2 separate regions of the Homo sapiens genome follow, and region 2 is linked to region 1. A link is a loop called in an ENCODE intact Hi-C map of the cell type or tissue named here. Cell type or tissue: CD14-positive monocyte. All regions are shown on one strand. Links, peaks and the distances in the headings refer to the core of each region. The heading gives the core; the rest is flanking DNA. Region 1 has its middle 13 kb from the start of EPCIP. Region 2 overlaps IFNAR1 (interferon alpha and beta receptor subunit 1).

The links. Hi-C counts contacts between places; a loop is a spot of excess contacts. Peaks named below come from ENCODE experiments on the same cell type or tissue, not always from the same donor. Only the 100,000 strongest peaks of a DNase experiment are listed, where the experiment ranks them.
Region 2: a loop joins it to region 1, with 9 times the contacts of the local background. A loop is called at or near these places in 4 of 110 quality-filtered maps.

The regions. Positions count from the first base shown.
Region 1 is chr21:32,821,834-32,830,695 of GRCh38, forward strand. No RefSeq gene overlaps it. Among named protein-coding and RNA genes, the nearest start is that of EPCIP, 13 kb to the left of the region's middle. In CD14-positive monocyte, for the core only: CTCF peaks have their summits at 4,958 (motif pointing left) and 5,158; no DNase peak of the experiment used is centred there.
Region 2 is chr21:33,348,257-33,357,118 of GRCh38, forward strand. It overlaps IFNAR1 (interferon alpha and beta receptor subunit 1), which reads left to right. Exons shown (of 11, transcript NM_000629.3): 7 at 835-1,034; 8 at 1,133-1,287; 9 at 4,502-4,652; 10 at 5,382-5,527; 11 at 7,060-8,862. The coding sequence ends at 7,293. Among named protein-coding and RNA genes, the nearest start is that of IFNAR1, 28 kb to the left of the region's middle. In CD14-positive monocyte, for the core only: no CTCF peak of the experiment used is centred there; no DNase peak of the experiment used is centred there; H3K27ac peaks cover 1,857 bases.

The DNA.
Region 1 (8,862 bases), core at 676-8,675:
AAAAATTCAAAAATTGGCTTGGTGTGGTGGCATGCACCTGGTACCGCAGCCATTTGGGAGGCTGAGGCACTAGAATCCTTGAACCAGGAGTTGGAGGTGGCAATGAGCTGAGATCCACCACTGAACTGCAGCCTGGGCAATAGAGCAAGGCTCTGTCAAAAAAAACAAAAAACAAAAAACAAAACAAAAAAAACCCACCAAAACACAAAAATCAAAATGGCAGTCACTGAAATAGTGCAGTACTGACATGAACAGAGACAGACTGTAACCACAGGTGGCGGTGCACACCTGTAGTCTCAGCTATTTGGGATAATCACTGGAGCCCAAGAGCTCGAGGCCAGCCTGAACAACACAGTGAGACCCTGTGTCTGAAAAATGTTGTTTTGAATTGATATATAAAAGAAGAAAATATATATTACTGAGGAGATTAAGGATTACTCAGCAATAATTTGGAATCACTGGCTATGAATTTGGAGGAAAATGCAAATATAGATTGTCACTATATATGGAATGAAGTCTATATGGGATTAATAAATTCTTAAAAATAAAATCATAGGAAAATGAGGTAAAAATTAATTGAATAGTAAATAAACTTTTAAGATAAGAAGTACAGGTTAAGTTTCCCTTATCCAAAATATTTGGGACCAGAAGTGTTTTGGATTTCAGATGCTCTTTGGATTTTGAAATATTTGCATGTACATAATGAGAGATATAAGGGGATGGGGCCCAAATCTAAACAGGACATTTATTTATGTTTCAAATACACCTGATACACATAGCCTGAAAGTTATTTTATACAATATTTAAAATAATGTTTTGCATGAAACACAGTTTGTATACATTGAACCATCTGAAAGCAAGTGTCACTATCTCAGCCACCCGTGTGGGCATTGCTGTTTGGTATCACTGTTATTCCAGACTCTGAATATATATGCTAGTGATAAAAATCATTTTTGGCCAGGTGCGGTGGCTCACGCCTGTAATCCCAGCACTTTGGGAGGCTGAGGAGGGCAGATCATGAGGTCAGGAGATCAAGACCATCCTGGCTAACATGGTAAAACCCCATCTCTACTAAAAATACAAAAAATTAGCCAGGCGTGGTGGCACGGGCCTATAATCCCAGCTACTTGGGAGGTTGAGGCAGGAGAATCACTTGAACCCAGGAGGTGGAGGTTGCAGTGAGCCAAGATCATGCCACTGCACTCCAGCCTGGGCGACAGAGCGAGACTCTGTCTTAAAAATAAATAAATAAATAAATAAATAAATAAATAAAAATCATTTTCTTACACTTATTTGCATGAGTACTGATCAGTAGAAAATATGGCATGCCATCCAGTACCATTCAGGACCACATGGGCAAGGACTTCATGACTAAAACACTGAAAGCAATGGCAACAAAAGCCAAAATAGACAAATGGGACCTAATTAAACAAAGAGCTTCTGCACAGCAAAAGAAACTACCATGAGACTGAACAGGCAACCTACAGAATGGGAGAAAATTTTGCAATCTACCCATCTGACAAAGGGCTAATATCCAGAATCTACAAAGAACTCAAAAAAATTTACAATAAAAAAACAAGCAACCACATCAAAAAGTGGGCAAAGGATATGAACAGACACTTCTCAAAAGAAGACATTTATGCAGCCAGCAGACACATGATGATGTGCTCATCATCACTGGTCATCAGAGAAATGCAAATCAAAACCACAATGGGATACCATATCACACCAGTTAGAAATGCAATCATTAAAAAGTCAGGAAACAACAGATGCTGGAGAGGATGTGGAGAAATAGGAAAGCTTTTACACTGTCGGTGGGAGTGTAAATTAGTTCAACCATTGTGGAAGACAGTGTGGTGATTCCTAGAGGATCTAGAACTAGAATTATCATTTGACCCAGCAATCCCATTACTGGGTATATACCCAAAGGATTGTAAATCATGCTACTATAAAGACACATGCACACGTATGTTTATTGTGGCACTATTCACAATAGCAAAGACTTGGAACCAACCCGAATGTCCATCAGTGATAGACTGGATTAAGAAAATGTGGCACATATACACCGTGGAATACTATGCAGCCATAAAAAAGGATGAGTTCATGCCCTTTGCAGGGACATGGATGAAGCTAGAAACCATCATTCTGAGCAAACTATCGCAAGGACAGAAAACCATACACTGCATGTTCTCACTCATAGATGGGAACTGAACAATGAGATCACTTGGACACAGGGTGGGGAACATCACACACTGGGGCCTGTCAGGGGGTGGGGGGTTGGGGGAGGGATAGCATTAGGAGAAATACCTAATGTAAATGATGACTTGATGGGTGTAGAAAACCAACATGGCACATGTATACCTATGTACCAAACCTGCAAGTTGTGCACATGTACCCTAGAACTTAAAGTATAATAAAAAGTAAATAAATAAAACATGGAATGCCATCAATGCAGTGAAAACATAATGTGTTCAGGGCAACCAAGCTGCTCAGTAGCATCCCTGGAATAGCTGAATCAGCTGCTTAACAGCAGTAGCAACAAACAACAGCAGGTTTTCAGGCTCCACCTACGATGCTGTGTTTTGATGAAAAGGTTACTGTGCACTGTATTTTATTTTTTTAGATGAGAAGAAACTTCAGAAGCAATTGAGAGACCAGGAAGTGGGTCCTCTGGGGCTCAGGAGGCATTCTGATGGATGGCTTTTAAAGATGTTTCCTCCAGAATCAACTGCCTCGTTAAAGCATAAATGTCAAGCGTAAATTGTTCTTGTCTTAGAAGTCTCTCTTTGACTTTATAAACCTGATATGATTTATTGTTCTGTTATGAATGCGTGGTGCTCTAGTCCTTCAATGAGCCCATCACACGTTTTCATTATGTCGTCTAGAGGCAATTTTTCTGCAGTGTTAACTATGTTATCTTCAGCATTGTGCACCTGCATTTTGACTGCGACCCATCACACGAGGTCAGGTGAGAAATCTTCCACTTGTGGCATCATGTTGGTGCTTAAAATTTTCAGATTTTGGAGTATTTTGGATGTGAAATTTTAAGATTAGGGATGCTCAGCCTGTCATAGATGGTGCAGCCACCTCGGAAAACAGTCTGACAGTTCCTTGAAAGGTTAAAGATAGAGTTACCATATGACCAGGCAATTCCACTGGGAGGTATGTACCCAAGAGAAGTGAAATACATGTTCACACAAAAACTTGTACATGAATGTTCATAGCAACATTATTCATCATACCCCAAAGTGGTGACAACCCATGTCCATCAACTGATGAATAGATAAATAAAATGTGGTATATCCACACAATGGAATATTATTCAGCACCGAAAAAGAATGATGTACTGATACATACTGCCACATGGATAAACCTTGAAACATTATCTAAGTGCAAAATGCCAGTGTGAAAGCACCACATATGGTATGATTTCATTTATATGAAATGTCCAGAATAGGAAAATCCATAGAGACAGAAAATAGATTGGTGATTTCCTAGGGCTGGAGGTGAGATGAAATGGGGAATGACTGCTAATGGGCATGGGTTTATTTTTGGGGTGATGAAAAGCTTCTAAAATTGATTGTGGTGATGGTTACACAATTCTGTGAATACACTAAAACCAACGAAGTTTGCACTTTACATGGGTGAATTGTGTAGTATTTGAATTATGTCTCATTAAAGCTGTAAAGAAGAAGTAATTGAAGAAATCAGAAAGGAAATGTATTAGATAAACAGAACTGATAGGCTATATATAGATGTAAAGAAAGGGATTTATTATGAGGGATTAGCTCACATAATTGTGGAGGCTGAGAAGTCCCTCCATCTGCCATTTGGAAGTTGAAGGTCCAGGAAAGCCAGTGGTATAGTTTCAGTCCCAGCCCAAAAGCCTGAGACCCAGAGGAACCAATGATGTGAGTCTAAGTCTGAGCCCAAAGACCCGAGAAGCTGGAGAGCTGATGTCCAAGGGCAGAAGAAGACGGATGTCCCAGCTGAAGCAGAGAGAGCCAATTCACCCTTCCTCCATCAGCTATTTGCTTGTTAATCCTGATTGTGCAAATAGCTCAGTGTGCAAAATATATGTCTAAGAGGGAGAGGAGGCTGGGCGCGGTGGCTCACGCCTGTAATCCCAACACTTTGGGAGGCCGAGGCGGGCGGATCACGAGGTCAGGAGATCGAGACCATCCTGACTAACACGGTGAAACCCTGTCTCTAATAAAAATACAAAAAATTAGCTGGGCATGGTGGTGGGCGCCTATAGTCCCAGCTACTCGGGAGGCTGAGGCAGGAGAATGGCGTGAACCCGGGAGGCGGAGCTTGCAGTGAGCCGAGATCGTGCCACTGCACTCCAGTCTGGGCAACAGAGCGAGACTCCGTCTCAAAAAAAAAAAAAAAAAAAAAAAAAGACGGAGAGGACACACAGGAGATCTGGGCGACGAACTAGCTCTGTTATTTAAACAACCATTGTAAAAGTTGTTTATGTATCCAGGTGGAGAGCCACTGATGAGGGAACTTGCTGGGCTTAGTTTCTGAGTCTCCACCAAACCTGTGCCTTCTGCTAAGCTGGGGATCTGCTAGCTGCCTACTAAAGGACGGGTGCCTGGAATCCACTGACAGTTTCACATACGGTGTGTTCTGGGGCATCAGCCACCTAGCTGGGGAGAGGGCCCTGGCTCAGAAGACTATGAGGGTGCACAGGAATAACTGGGGCTCCGTCACCCAAGGGAGGGTGCCTGTAGGACTCAGTTTAAGGGACAGTTTCAACCTCCTGGTGCCATCTTTCACTTATGTCCCACACTTCCAGTTAGTCTTGTGCCTCATCTAAATAACCACACCCTGATATTTGCCAAACTGGACCATGAGCATCCCCTCAGATTCTGCTTCAAACCATAGCTGAGCAGGCAACTCCGTATAGGCCCCAAGGCATGTGTATTTCTGATCAAGTCCTCCACCTACTGGTGACACTTGATTCTCACGTCCCTAGGGTTTACCAACAACACTTGTCTTTCCAGACTGTTCTATTAGAGTGTATGCTGACACTCCTCCATAACGACAACAACAAAAAATTAATGCCTGTTAGAGGCGCTATCCATGAAGCAGCAACAGGAGACTGACTGCTTTTGCTATGAGCCAGAGTCTGATGTGATAAAACCAGAAACAAAAACCAGCCTCTTGTCTTGGTGAAAAAGGGGGCCACTAGGCAAAAGGATGGCGAGAAAGGCCACCTGCATTCCTCATTCAAATTCTTCCTCATTCCTTGATTTCTCTCAACAGGTAGCCATCAAATCTGAGATTCGGTGTTGTTATAAATCTCTTCAAGAATATTGGGGAAGAGGCTGGGCATGGTGGCTCACGCCTGCACTTTGCGCCTCCCAGCACTTTGGGAGGCTGAGGAGGGCAGATCATGAGGTCAGGAGTTCAAGACCAGCCTGGTCAACATGGTGAAAACCCGTCTTCTACTAAAAATACATAAATTAGCTGCGTGTGGTGGCAGGAGCCTGTAATCCCAGCTACTTGGGAGGCTGAGGCAGGAGAATAGCTTGAACCCGGGAGGCGAAGTTTGCAGTGAGCTGAGATCATGCCACTGCACTTCAGCCTGGGAAACAGAGTGAGACTCCATCTTAGAAAAAAAAAAAAGGACTATTGGGGAAAAAATAGCAAACCCTGGACATTTCAGATCACTAAACTACCCCTTGTGTGACTTGCTCAAAATAATGTTATTACAAACTCATGGAATATTACTGGCTTTAGGCGATGACACAGTTGCAGTAATGTTCTGATTTGATTATTCAGAAATGAAATTTATGGTTTAAATTTCATCCAGGATTTATAGAATTTAAAAAAGTTATTCTTCAGTATTTGAAATACCACTTTGCCAAAGCAGAAAAGCCATAAATGTGTTAAACTGGCTAAGAAAATTAAGATGGCAGTAATACATTTTCTAATAAAAATCATAGCATAATAGCAAAATTACTGCGGAAAACCACAGTTATTGTGGCAAAGACATAAAATGTTACAGCTGCAATAATATGCTATTTGTTTTGGCAGGAGAATAAGAATACTGTACATTGCAGTTTTTCAATATTGGAAAAACATAAGAAAATACTATAAACTTAAAAGACTATTTTTTAAAAATGAAGAAGTGCATGAATGATTTTAAATTTTGAGCATATAAAAGAGTCTTGCTGCAAAGTCTATTGAACTCCTGAGAAGACTCTGTTTTGCTGTTTCTGATTTGCCAGTATCCTACCAGAAAACTATGCCTCCCAATAGAAAAAGAACACATAATCCTGTCTGTATTTGAGGGTTCAAGCCTGGAGATTCCGCCCCCTTGGTCGGTTGATTTTTATTGGAAACCCAAGATGCACCTGCCTGTGGAATGCATTTCAGAATGTGGAAGTACAGCAGGAAGAAAGCAGACAAGAACACAATCCCATGGTATTCTTGGTTAGGGACAGCTTGGGGGTCAGTGGGGGAGACATACACAGATTAAATGATTAATAGAGTAATTCAGCTTATTTACATTAGTCTGGTTTTTTACATGAGGGGCTCACAAATTCTTAATTTGTCCTTTCTTTATTATATTTTTCTTTTTTGCTATCTTTCAATATTGATTATCCATTTCTTCCCTTAATTACTAGACTTTCTGAACTTTTAAAAACATATATCTTCCAACTGGAAAGTATCTGTCCCTTATAACAACTACCAGTACTACTCATAAAACAACAAAAACCCATATAGCACTTAATAAGTGTCAGTCAGTATTTTAAACAGTTTATGCATATTATTCATTTAATCCTCTCAATGACCCTGTGAGAAGGTGCCATTATTCTCCTTATTTTTCATACGTGGAAAGTAAAGAGTAGGGAGAAACTGTCCAAGCTCACACAGCTAGTAAGTCATAGAGCTGAGACTGGAACCCAGATAGCCTGGCCCCAGAGTCCTTCACTATTCTGAATTTATAAAGATATTTTTGATATTTTCTTCCCAAAGTTTTAAAGCTTTCCTTTTCACATTGGAGTTTTAAATCTATCTATAATTAATTTTGAGTATGGCATGATTTAGGTATAACTTTTTATATGAAAAACTAATTTTCCCAGTTCTATTTATTGATATGCAAATATAAAATGTCTCTCTTTCTCTCTCTATATATATATCTGAGGTTGTTTTTGAGTGCTTTATATTCTTGCTTTGGTCTGAAAATTCACAGGTTGAAATTCTAACTCTTGAGACGATGGTATTAGAAAGCAGGGCCTTTGGAAGGCGATTACGTCATAAGGGTAGAGCCTTCAGGAATGGGACTTAGTGCCCTTAGAAGAAGCTGAGAGACCAGCGTTTTCTCTCTTCCATCATGTGAGGACACAGCAAGAAGGCACCATCTATGAACCAGAAAGTGCCCCTCACCAGACATCAAATCTGCTGGCACCTTGATCTTGAACTTCCAGCCTTTAGAACCATGAGGAATAAATGTCTGTTTTTATAAGTCATCCAATAGGTGATGTTTTGTTATAGGGCCTGAGTAGTCTTAGACAGTTACAGATGATTCGCTCTCACTGACTGTTGAATATTATTCTAAGTGTGGATATTACACAATTTATTTACCCATTCTACTATTTTAATTTTATTTTTTTTAATGTTTGAGACAGGATCTTGGTCTGTCACCCAGGCTAGAGTGCAGTGGCACAATCATGGTTCACTGTATCCTCCAACTTCTGGGCTTAAGGGTTCCTACCACCTCAACCTCCTGAGTAGCTGGGACTACAAGAATATGCCAACATGCCCAGCTAATTTTTCATCTTTAAAAAAAAATTATTTTGTAGAGTGGGATCTCACTATGTTGCCCAGGCTAATCTTGAACTCCTGGGCTCAAGCGATCCTTCTGCCTTGGCCTCCTAAAGTGCTGGGATTATAGGCGTGAGCCACTGTACCTAGTCCCATTCTACTATAGATGGGCATGTGGGTTGTATCCAGTTCTTTTACTATTATAAATAGTGAAGCCATGAACATTCTCCTAAATGTGTTTTGGTGAACATGTATATACATTTCTGTTGAGTATACATCCAAGATTGAAATTGCTGGGTCACAGACTACACATATGTTTCTGCTTTAGTAGATGTCGCCTGACAGTTTTCTAAGGTGGGTGGGCCATTTTACACCCCGACCAGTAGTATATGAGGGTCCCCGTTGTTCCTCACTCTTGCCCACACTTGATAGTGTCTTCTTCCCTTTAGTCATTCTTGTGTACACAATTGTGGTCCTAGGTGACATTTTCTTGATAACTATTTGAAGGCTATCTTCTTTGTGTGGTGACATAATTGCTCATAATTCTGCCCATTTTTTTCTTTTGGGTTGTCTGACATTTAATACAAATCGCTTTGTAGGAGTTCGTTATATAATCTGAATGAGTCCTTTGTTGAATACATGTATTTTAAATATATTCTCCCACTCTGTGGCTTAACTTTTCACTCTTAACACTGTCTTTTGATGAACAAAAGTTTTTAATCTTTTTTATTTTTTGAGACAGAGTTTCACTCTTGTTGCCTGGGGTGGAGTGCAATGGAGTGATCTCAGCTCACCACAAACTCTGCCTCCCAGGTTCAAGTGATTCTCCTGCCTCAGCCTCCTGAGTAGCTAGGATTACAGGCGTGCGCCATCATGCTCGGCTAATTTTGTGTTTTTAGTAGAGATGGAGTTTTTCCATGTTGGTCAGGATGGTCTCAAACTCCCGACCTCAGGTGATCCACCTCCCTTGGCCTCCCAAAGTGCTGGGATTACAGGCATGAGCTGCTGCGCCTGGCCGAAAGTTTTTAATATTAATGTGTTTTAATTTACTTATTTTTTCTCTATGATTATCACATTTTTTGT
Region 2 (8,862 bases), core at 318-8,317, 530 kb after region 1:
AAGTCCTATTTTGTAGTGTTTGCTGATTTTTATGATATAAATATTCCCACCATGGCCACTTTCAAGCCACCAGCCTGATGTCCCTGAATATGGAGTTGGGAACATATGCACAGTAGCACACCACTATCATATAGCTACAATAGATAAAGATAGCCCCAAGAGCTTAGAAAATAAAATGTAGTAAAATAATTAGGACAAGATGAATTTATTTATTACCTCTGTCTTTAAAACAATTTTTTATTTGCAAATTTATATAACTTAATTTTTAGTAATGGTTTTTCTTTAAAAACCAGTTTGTATTTTAGGAGGCCGAGGTAGGTGGATCACCTGAGGTCAGGAGTTCAAGACCAGCCTGGCCAACATGACGAAACCCCATCTCTACTAAAAATACAAAAATTAGGCAGGCCTGGTGGCGTGCACCTGTAATCCCAGCTACTCAGGGGGACAGAGGCAGGAGAATTGCTTGAACCCAGGAGGCAGAGGTTGCAGTGAGCCAAGATCCTACCACTCCACTCCAGCCTGGGTGACAGAGCGAGACTCGGTCTCAAAAAAAAAGCCAAAAAAAATAAACCAGCTTGCAGCATTCCTGGAAATTCTAACTAACAGATGTTCTTGCATATTGATATGAGCCACCTCCAGCAGAGCACAACATGACCACAGTCTGGAACAGTCTTTGGTTTTCTTTTATGTTAGATGCATATCTCTTCCATTGTTTGTGAGTTTCCTGAGTGTGGATACTATTTATTTCTGTAACCTTAGCCCCTAACATAGTGTCTGGCAATTGTAAATACTTAATAAATATCTAATGAATTTAAAAAATATTTGTCTTAAAAGCGCCTTTTTAAAAAGGAATCCTGGAAACCATTTGTATAAATGGAAACAAATACCTGACTGTGAAAATGTCAAAACTACCCAGTGTGTCTTTCCTCAAAACGTTTTCCAAAAAGGAATTTACCTTCTCCGCGTACAAGCATCTGATGGAAATAACACATCTTTTTGGTCTGAAGAGATAAAGTTTGATACTGAAATACAAGGTAAGGCAGTAGTTTTTACTGGAGATTGTAATTCTCTGGTGCAAGTTTTTAAAATTGTTTTTCTAATTGAACATTATTTCTTTACAAATTTTTTCTAGCTTTCCTACTTCCTCCAGTCTTTAACATTAGATCCCTTAGTGATTCATTCCATATCTATATCGGTGCTCCAAAACAGTCTGGAAACACGCCTGTGATCCAGGATTATCCACTGATTTATGAAATTATTTTTTGGGAAAACACTTCAAATGCTGAGGTAAAAAGACTGTATAGTATAATTTTGTAACTTAGAGTTATAATTATGATTTGGGTAAATAAAGCTTGAATGTAAAATTTGGGGGAAATTTTTAAACTTTATGTGGGCTGGATGCAGTGGCCTGTAATCCCAGCACTTCAGGAGGCCAAGGCGAGAGGATCACTTGAGCCTAAGGGTTTGAGACCAGCCTGGGCAACATAGGGAGACCCTGTCTCAATAAAAATTTTAAAAAATTAGCCTGGTGTGGTGGCGTGCACCTATATTCCCAGCTACTTGGGGTGGGAGGGTCACTTGAACCTGGGAGGTCAAGGCTGCAGTGAGCCATGATCGTGCCACTGCACTCCAGCCTGGGTGACAGAGTGACTGACAGCTTGTCTTTAAAAAAAAAAAATGTGATTAACTCAGATATTAACAAAATGAAGATTATGAGCATTTTTCATGTTTTGCACTGTAGAGTTATGGGTGAGCTGCATCTGGGCCCCAGTTTGCTTTTAAAATACAGATTCCTGAGCCTATTGTTACTGAATCATTATCTCTGGGGATGGAACTCAGGAATTTGCATTTTTAACATGATTCCCATGTATTCATCTAAACCTGGGATTCTCAGCACTATTGACGTTTGGGCTGGATAGTTCCTTGGGAGGGGGCTGTCCAGTGCAGTGCAGGATGCTTGGCAACATTCTGGTTTCTGCCTACTAGATGCCAGTAGTGTTCCTTCCTAGTTGTGACAACCAAAAACATCTTCAGATATTGTCAAATGTCCCCTGGTGGCTCCTCCAAGGGGACAAAAATTGGTTCTTATGGGACAAAAGAATTTATGTAGTACAGTTGTTTGTTTTCCTCCAAAACCATTGGAAAGCATTCTTCCAAAGTTCAGCTTTGCCCAACAAAATCTTATTCCTTAGTATTTAATTTTATGATGGGGGAAGGATTAGGAAAAAATTGCCCAAAAAGTTGTTTAGTTGGGGAGGTAATGAAAAAAGGGTTGACAAACACTGGTCTAAACCCTAAAATTCAGATACCACTGACAAAGATAATATATACCGTCAGATAATATACGTGTTTCCCAGATCACTTCCCCCTCGTGGACTTGTAGTCAAGAATCGACCTTTAAAACTCCTGTCCAGTCAGGCTGGTAAATTCTTTAACTTCACCTCATTTTCTATTGGAAATCTAAGCAAATTCCATTGATTTGGCTGCTTCCCTTTTTAATTGTCTGACAACCCTGTAACCATAGCTTAATGTAGCCCATTGAGAATTATGGTCGGTTTTCAGATGTCTGTAGATCAGACAAACCTAAATTTCTATCTCACTGCTAAACTGTGTAACCTTACGTACGCAGGGTGCTTTACCTCTTGGAGACTTTGCTTCCTCTTCTCTGAAGTGGTGGTAATCATAACAACTAAATTTTTCAAAAGGATGTTTATAAGGTTTAAAAGGAAGTAACAAATATGAAAATACCTAGCACATTGCTGGACAAGTAGTAGAGATTCAATAAATTGTAGTTGCCATCTTAACCTATACTGGATAATATATCAATAATTGTTACTATAGAAACTCTTATTGAATACTTATATGTAAGGTACTATGCTAAGTATTGTACATGAATTGTCTCAGTCATTCTTCAAAACAACCCTGCCGGATTATGTGATTGGTTACATTGCTGTTTGGCAAATACTTGGGACGGTGACTTCTTCCCTGCACCACCAGACCGTAGATGCTGGAGCCCAAGTAGATGTGCTGAGAACAGAGGCCTTAAGTGTGCTTGCAGGGTTTGGCTTGGCTCTTGCACTGCTCCTATTTGCCAGGAATAAAATGTATTCCACATAGTCTCTGGTCCAAGGAGGATTAGAGGCTGCTGGAGCTGACCTAAACCCCATGCACAGCCTCCGTGGGAGCTGCCCAGCCAGTCTGTAGACTTGTGAGTGAGAAACTACATAATCGTTTTGTGAGCCACTGAACGTTAAGGCAGTTTTGTTATCTATATTTTTTTATTTTATTTTATTTTATTTTTTTTTTTTTTGAGACAGGTTCTCATTCTTTTTCCCAGGCTGGAGTGCACTCATGTGATGTCAGCTCACTGCAGCCTCGACTTCCTGGGCTTAAGTGATCCTCCCACCTCAGCTTCCCAAGTAGCTGGGACTACAGGCACATGCCACCATGCCTAGCTAATTTTTTGTATTTTTGCTAAAGATGGAGTTTCACCACGTTGCCCAGGCTTTTTTGGTGGTGGTGGTGGTGGTTGTTTTGGAAATAGGGATTTCCTCAGCCTCCCAAGTAACAGAGACTACAGGCTCACACCACCATGCCTGGCCAATTTTTTTGAAATTTCTTGTACAGACAGAGTCTAGCTATGTTGCCCAGGCTCGTCTTGAACTCCTGGGCTCCAGTGATCCTCCTGCTTGGCCTCCCAAAGTGCTGGGATTACAGGTGTGACCCACCGGCTTGTTAGACATTATTCTGGCGATAGCTGACTGATACAGATAGCAGCAATAACTGTCCCGATTTTATAGATCAGGGAATCAGGTAGAGAGAAATTAAATAATGCTTGCAAGACCACACAGCTGTAAGTGATACTCTTAATAAGGCAGTTTGAGGCCAAAACCCCTACTCTTAACCATTCTGTCACTAATCAGAGGTAATACAATGGCAATTACCCCAGACTTGGCATGTACTTGTAAATCAATTAGAATTCTCTTAGGAATAGATCATATGCTTTTTTGGCAGCAGCATTTTTAACTTTCTGATTTGGTTATAGTGGTGTATCTAAAACAAATTTATATTTCTCACACATATACTCTGTAATCCCAGCACTTTGGGAGGCCAAGGTGGGTGGATCACTTGAGGCCAGGAGTTCAAGACCAGCCTGAACAACATGGTGAAACCCCATCTCTACCAAAAAGAAAAAAAAATTAGGCGTGGTGGCATCTGCATCTGTAATCCCAACTACTCAGGAGGGTGAGGCAGGAGAATCGCTTGAACCCAGGAGGCAGAGATTGCAGTGAGCCCAGATTGCACCACTGCACTCTAGCCTGGGTGACAGAGCGAGACTGTCTCACAAAAAAAACAAAACAAAACAAAACAAAACAAAAAATACATACCAACTACGTGGGAGAGGCCAATGTTAGACTGAACATAAAAAATTGAGAAAGCACATATTCCCTGATTTCTTGAGGTGACTAAATTTTATCAGTGATTTAATTATATTTTCTAGAGAAAAATTATCGAGAAAAAAACTGATGTTACAGTTCCTAATTTGAAACCACTGACTGTATATTGTGTGAAAGCCAGAGCACACACCATGGATGAAAAGCTGAATAAAAGCAGTGTTTTTAGTGACGCTGTATGTGAGAAAACAAAACCAGGTCAGAATCTTTTATTGTCTTTTTTAAAAATGTAGCTAGACATAATAAAAGTAATTCTATACTGTACATTGAAAATTGTAAAACATTTTCTCTTTACTGCAAAAAATATATAGAAAGAATGTTTTCTTCATGAACTACATGAATCAAAAGTAGACTTTTTAGAAAATATTTGTAACGCTTAACTCTCAAGTCGGTGTTGTTGGATGCTTTATATTTCATCCAGTATCCCTATAATTAATTTCCTTAATGTATTTCTCTTTAACATTTAATAAAACTATTTTAAATTTTTAGAATATAATCCTTAACATAATTATCATGTAGAAATCACTTAGTTCAATTGTGAGTTTTTTAATGTGGGAATTGGTTTAGTCTCATTTTCTATTTTACAGTTTCTAGTGTTGACCGGTAGAGGCTTAGTCACAGAATATCTATTAAATTTTGCTAGTTGTATGGTGTAAAAGTGCTGAAGGATACTTGCATGTTTGGCCTGTATGTCAATATTGTATTTCTCCCTGAGGATCTCTTACTTCAGTTCCCACGCCAATCTTTAAATGTAAATGTCATTGCCTATGGTTGCTGTGGACTCAGTGCTGCCAGAAATATTTTTAAGAGTATTATTTAATAGATTTTATATTTCCTTTCATATGGCTAGTCTTTCACACAGCTGTCAGCACTGTTAAGGCATTTGTATGTCAAAATATATGCTAAATATCACGTATATCTTTTTAGGAAATACCTCTAAAATTTGGCTTATAGTTGGAATTTGTATTGCATTATTTGCTCTCCCGTTTGTCATTTATGCTGCGAAAGTCTTCTTGAGATGCATCAATTATGTCTTCTTTCCATCACTTAAACCTTCTTCCAGTATAGATGAGGTATGTTACTTTTTTTATTTTTTTGTCAACAGCTAGGTAATGAACAGAAAATGTGTTTGATTTCAACAGGATATATGTAGGTTTTCTTGATATCCAGAAAATAATAGAGACTGATTTGGGTATCTTCTTCAAAGCTTTAGTCAATTAACTTTAAAAACAGTAATTTCATGTAATAACATAGCATGAGATAGTAATGATTGTCCTTAATTTCATATTTTTCTGGCAATTCCTAGATTCACTGTGGCATTTGTTTTACCGTTTAAAGCCTGTGATTCTTGGCCAAGCGTGGTGGCTCACGCCTGTAATCCCAGCACTTTGGGAGGCTGAGGCGGGTGGGTCACTTGAGGTCAGGAGTTCGAGACCAGCCTGGTCAACATGGAGAAACCCTGTCTCTACTAAAAATATAAAATTAGCCGGGCGTGGTGGCACATGCCTGTAATCCCAGCTACTCGGGAGGCTGAGGCAGGGGGATCGCTTGAACCTGGGAGGTGGAGGTTGCAGTGAGCCGAGGTCATGCCACTGCACTCCAGCCTGGGTGACAGAGCAAGACTCTGTCTCTAAATAAGTAAATAAAGTCTGTAATGTGATTCTTCTCAGTACAGACAGTCCCAAACTTACGCTGTTTCAATTTGTGATGCGTTTGTCAGAACGTAATTCCATTGTAAGTTAGGAGCATCTGTATATATCCAGAAGACTAAAATATTCTATCAGCGTAGAAAGTATATTCTATGGATGAAATCATACAAAATGAAATAACTAAAAACATGAGACTTTTTTTATGACACACATCACAGTTTTTTGTTTGGCACTTCTATGAAGCTAGCATATTAAATGAAAGCACTGAATGGTGAAGGCCTAAACATAGAATCTGTTCCTGGGAAACCATGTGCTCATCTAGGGTGGGTTTTGTGAATTTGAGCAAGTCACTAAGGGCAGGTAAGCAAGTACCCTTGGCTGTAAACCACCCCATAGAGGTGTTAGGAGCAAAGGAGTTAAACCATAAGAACCTTACCACTCTAAAAATGCTCCGTAAATATTAACAATTTTACTATTATACCCCTGAGTTTTTAAATGTCATTCCTGTGTACTGTAATATTCATAGCTATTATTTAAAATAGACTTAAAAACTAGTTACAATAGCCAATAATTTCTCAATTGTGCTTCTTCTGGATATATATGTGTTGGATACAAACATTTTTATTATTTCAAAAAAAAAAAGTCATGATCCCAGAGTCCGCCCGCTCCTGTCCTTTCCCGTGTTCTTCCCCGCCTACCCCGATGGCACAGTGTACCTTTCTTAGGTACTCTTCAAAGACTCACCACAGAAGGTACTAAGATATGAGTGACCTCACTAATGATGCTTTTAAACATTATAAGGCAATTAGTATGTTCTTAGGCGACTTTTTAATATGCATGCCAGAAGATAGGTTTTCTCAGTAATGGATGTAAGAAACTAAAGCTATTACAACTAGAAAAGGAATTTTTATTATTTTAAATAATTGATTTCTACTCTTTCCCTTTTTTTAAATTAGTATTTCTCTGAACAGCCATTGAAGAATCTTCTGCTTTCAACTTCTGAGGAACAAATCGAAAAATGTTTCATAATTGAAAATATAAGCACAATTGCTACAGTAGAAGAAACTAATCAAACTGATGAAGATCATAAAAAATACAGTTCCCAAACTAGCCAAGATTCAGGAAATTATTCTAATGAAGATGAAAGCGAAAGTAAAACAAGTGAAGAACTACAGCAGGACTTTGTATGACCAGAAATGAACTGTGTCAAGTATAAGGTTTTTCAGCAGGAGTTACACTGGGAGCCTGAGGTCCTCACCTTCCTCTCAGTAACTACAGAGAGGACGTTTCCCTGTTTAGGGAAAGAAAAAACATCTTCAGATCATAGGTCCTAAAAATACGGGCAAGCTCTTAACTATTTAAAAATGAAATTACAGGCCCGGGCACGGTGGCTCACACCTGTAATCCCAGCACTTTGGGAGGCTGAGGCAGGCAGATCATGAGGTCAAGAGATCGAGACCAGCCTGGCCAACGTGGTGAAACCCCATCTCTACTAAAAATACAAAAATTAGCCGGGTGTGGTGGCGCGCGCCTGTTGTCTTAGCTACTCAGGAGGCTGAGGCAGGAGAATCGCTTGAAAACAGGAGGTGGAGGTTGCAGTGAGCCGAGATCACGCCACTGCACTCCAGCCTGGTGACAGCGTGAGACTCTTTAAAAAAAGAAATTAAAAGAGTTGAGACAAACGTTTCCTACATTCTTTTCCATGTGTAAAATCATGAAAAAGCCTGTCACCGGACTTGCATTGGATGAGATGAGTCAGACCAAAACAGTGGCCACCCGTCTTCCTCCTGTGAGCCTAAGTGCAGCCGTGCTAGCTGCGCACCGTGGCTAAGGATGACGTCTGTGTTCCTGTCCATCACTGATGCTGCTGGCTACTGCATGTGCCACACCTGTCTGTTCGCCATTCCTAACATTCTGTTTCATTCTTCCTCGGGAGATATTTCAAACATTTGGTCTTTTCTTTTAACACTGAGGGTAGGCCCTTAGGAAATTTATTTAGGAAAGTCTGAACACGTTATCACTTGGTTTTCTGGAAAGTAGCTTACCCTAGAAAACAGCTGCAAATGCCAGAAAGATGATCCCTAAAAATGTTGAGGGACTTCTGTTCATTCATCCCGAGAACATTGGCTTCCACATCACAGTATCTACCCTTACATGGTTTAGGATTAAAGCCAGGCAATCTTTTACTATGCATTAAGACCTCTGATTCAAAACTTATTAGAACAGTAGCTTCTGCTGGAATTTGCAATCACTGAAGTCATAGAAAATAGGTAACTATCTAATTAGAGAAATAATTGTTGTATTTTAAGATCTGAGAGTGTGTACAAGTTTTAGTATACATGCCATGCCAGAAGATAGTGTATGCAAGAAGTCTTGGGACCAGAAAATGGCAATGATAGGAGACTGACATAGAAGAAGAATGCTTCCCTAGGAAAAAGGTCGCTGGCTTTGGTGCAAGAGGAAGAAGAATGTTCCACTGGAAGCCTGAGCACCTAATCAGCTCTCAGTGATCAACCCACTCTTGTTATGGGTGGTCTCTGTCACTTTGAATGCCAGGCTGGCTTCTCGTCTAGCAGTATTCAGATACCCCTTCTGCTCAGCCTGCTTGGCGTTAAAATACAAATCATTGAACTGAGGGGGAAAAATGTAACTAGGAAGAAAAACCCAATTTAAGAAATTACATAATGCTTTCCAAAGGCACCTACAACTTAGTTTTAAATTACTTGCTACTGGGGATTACCCATGGATATCCTTAATAG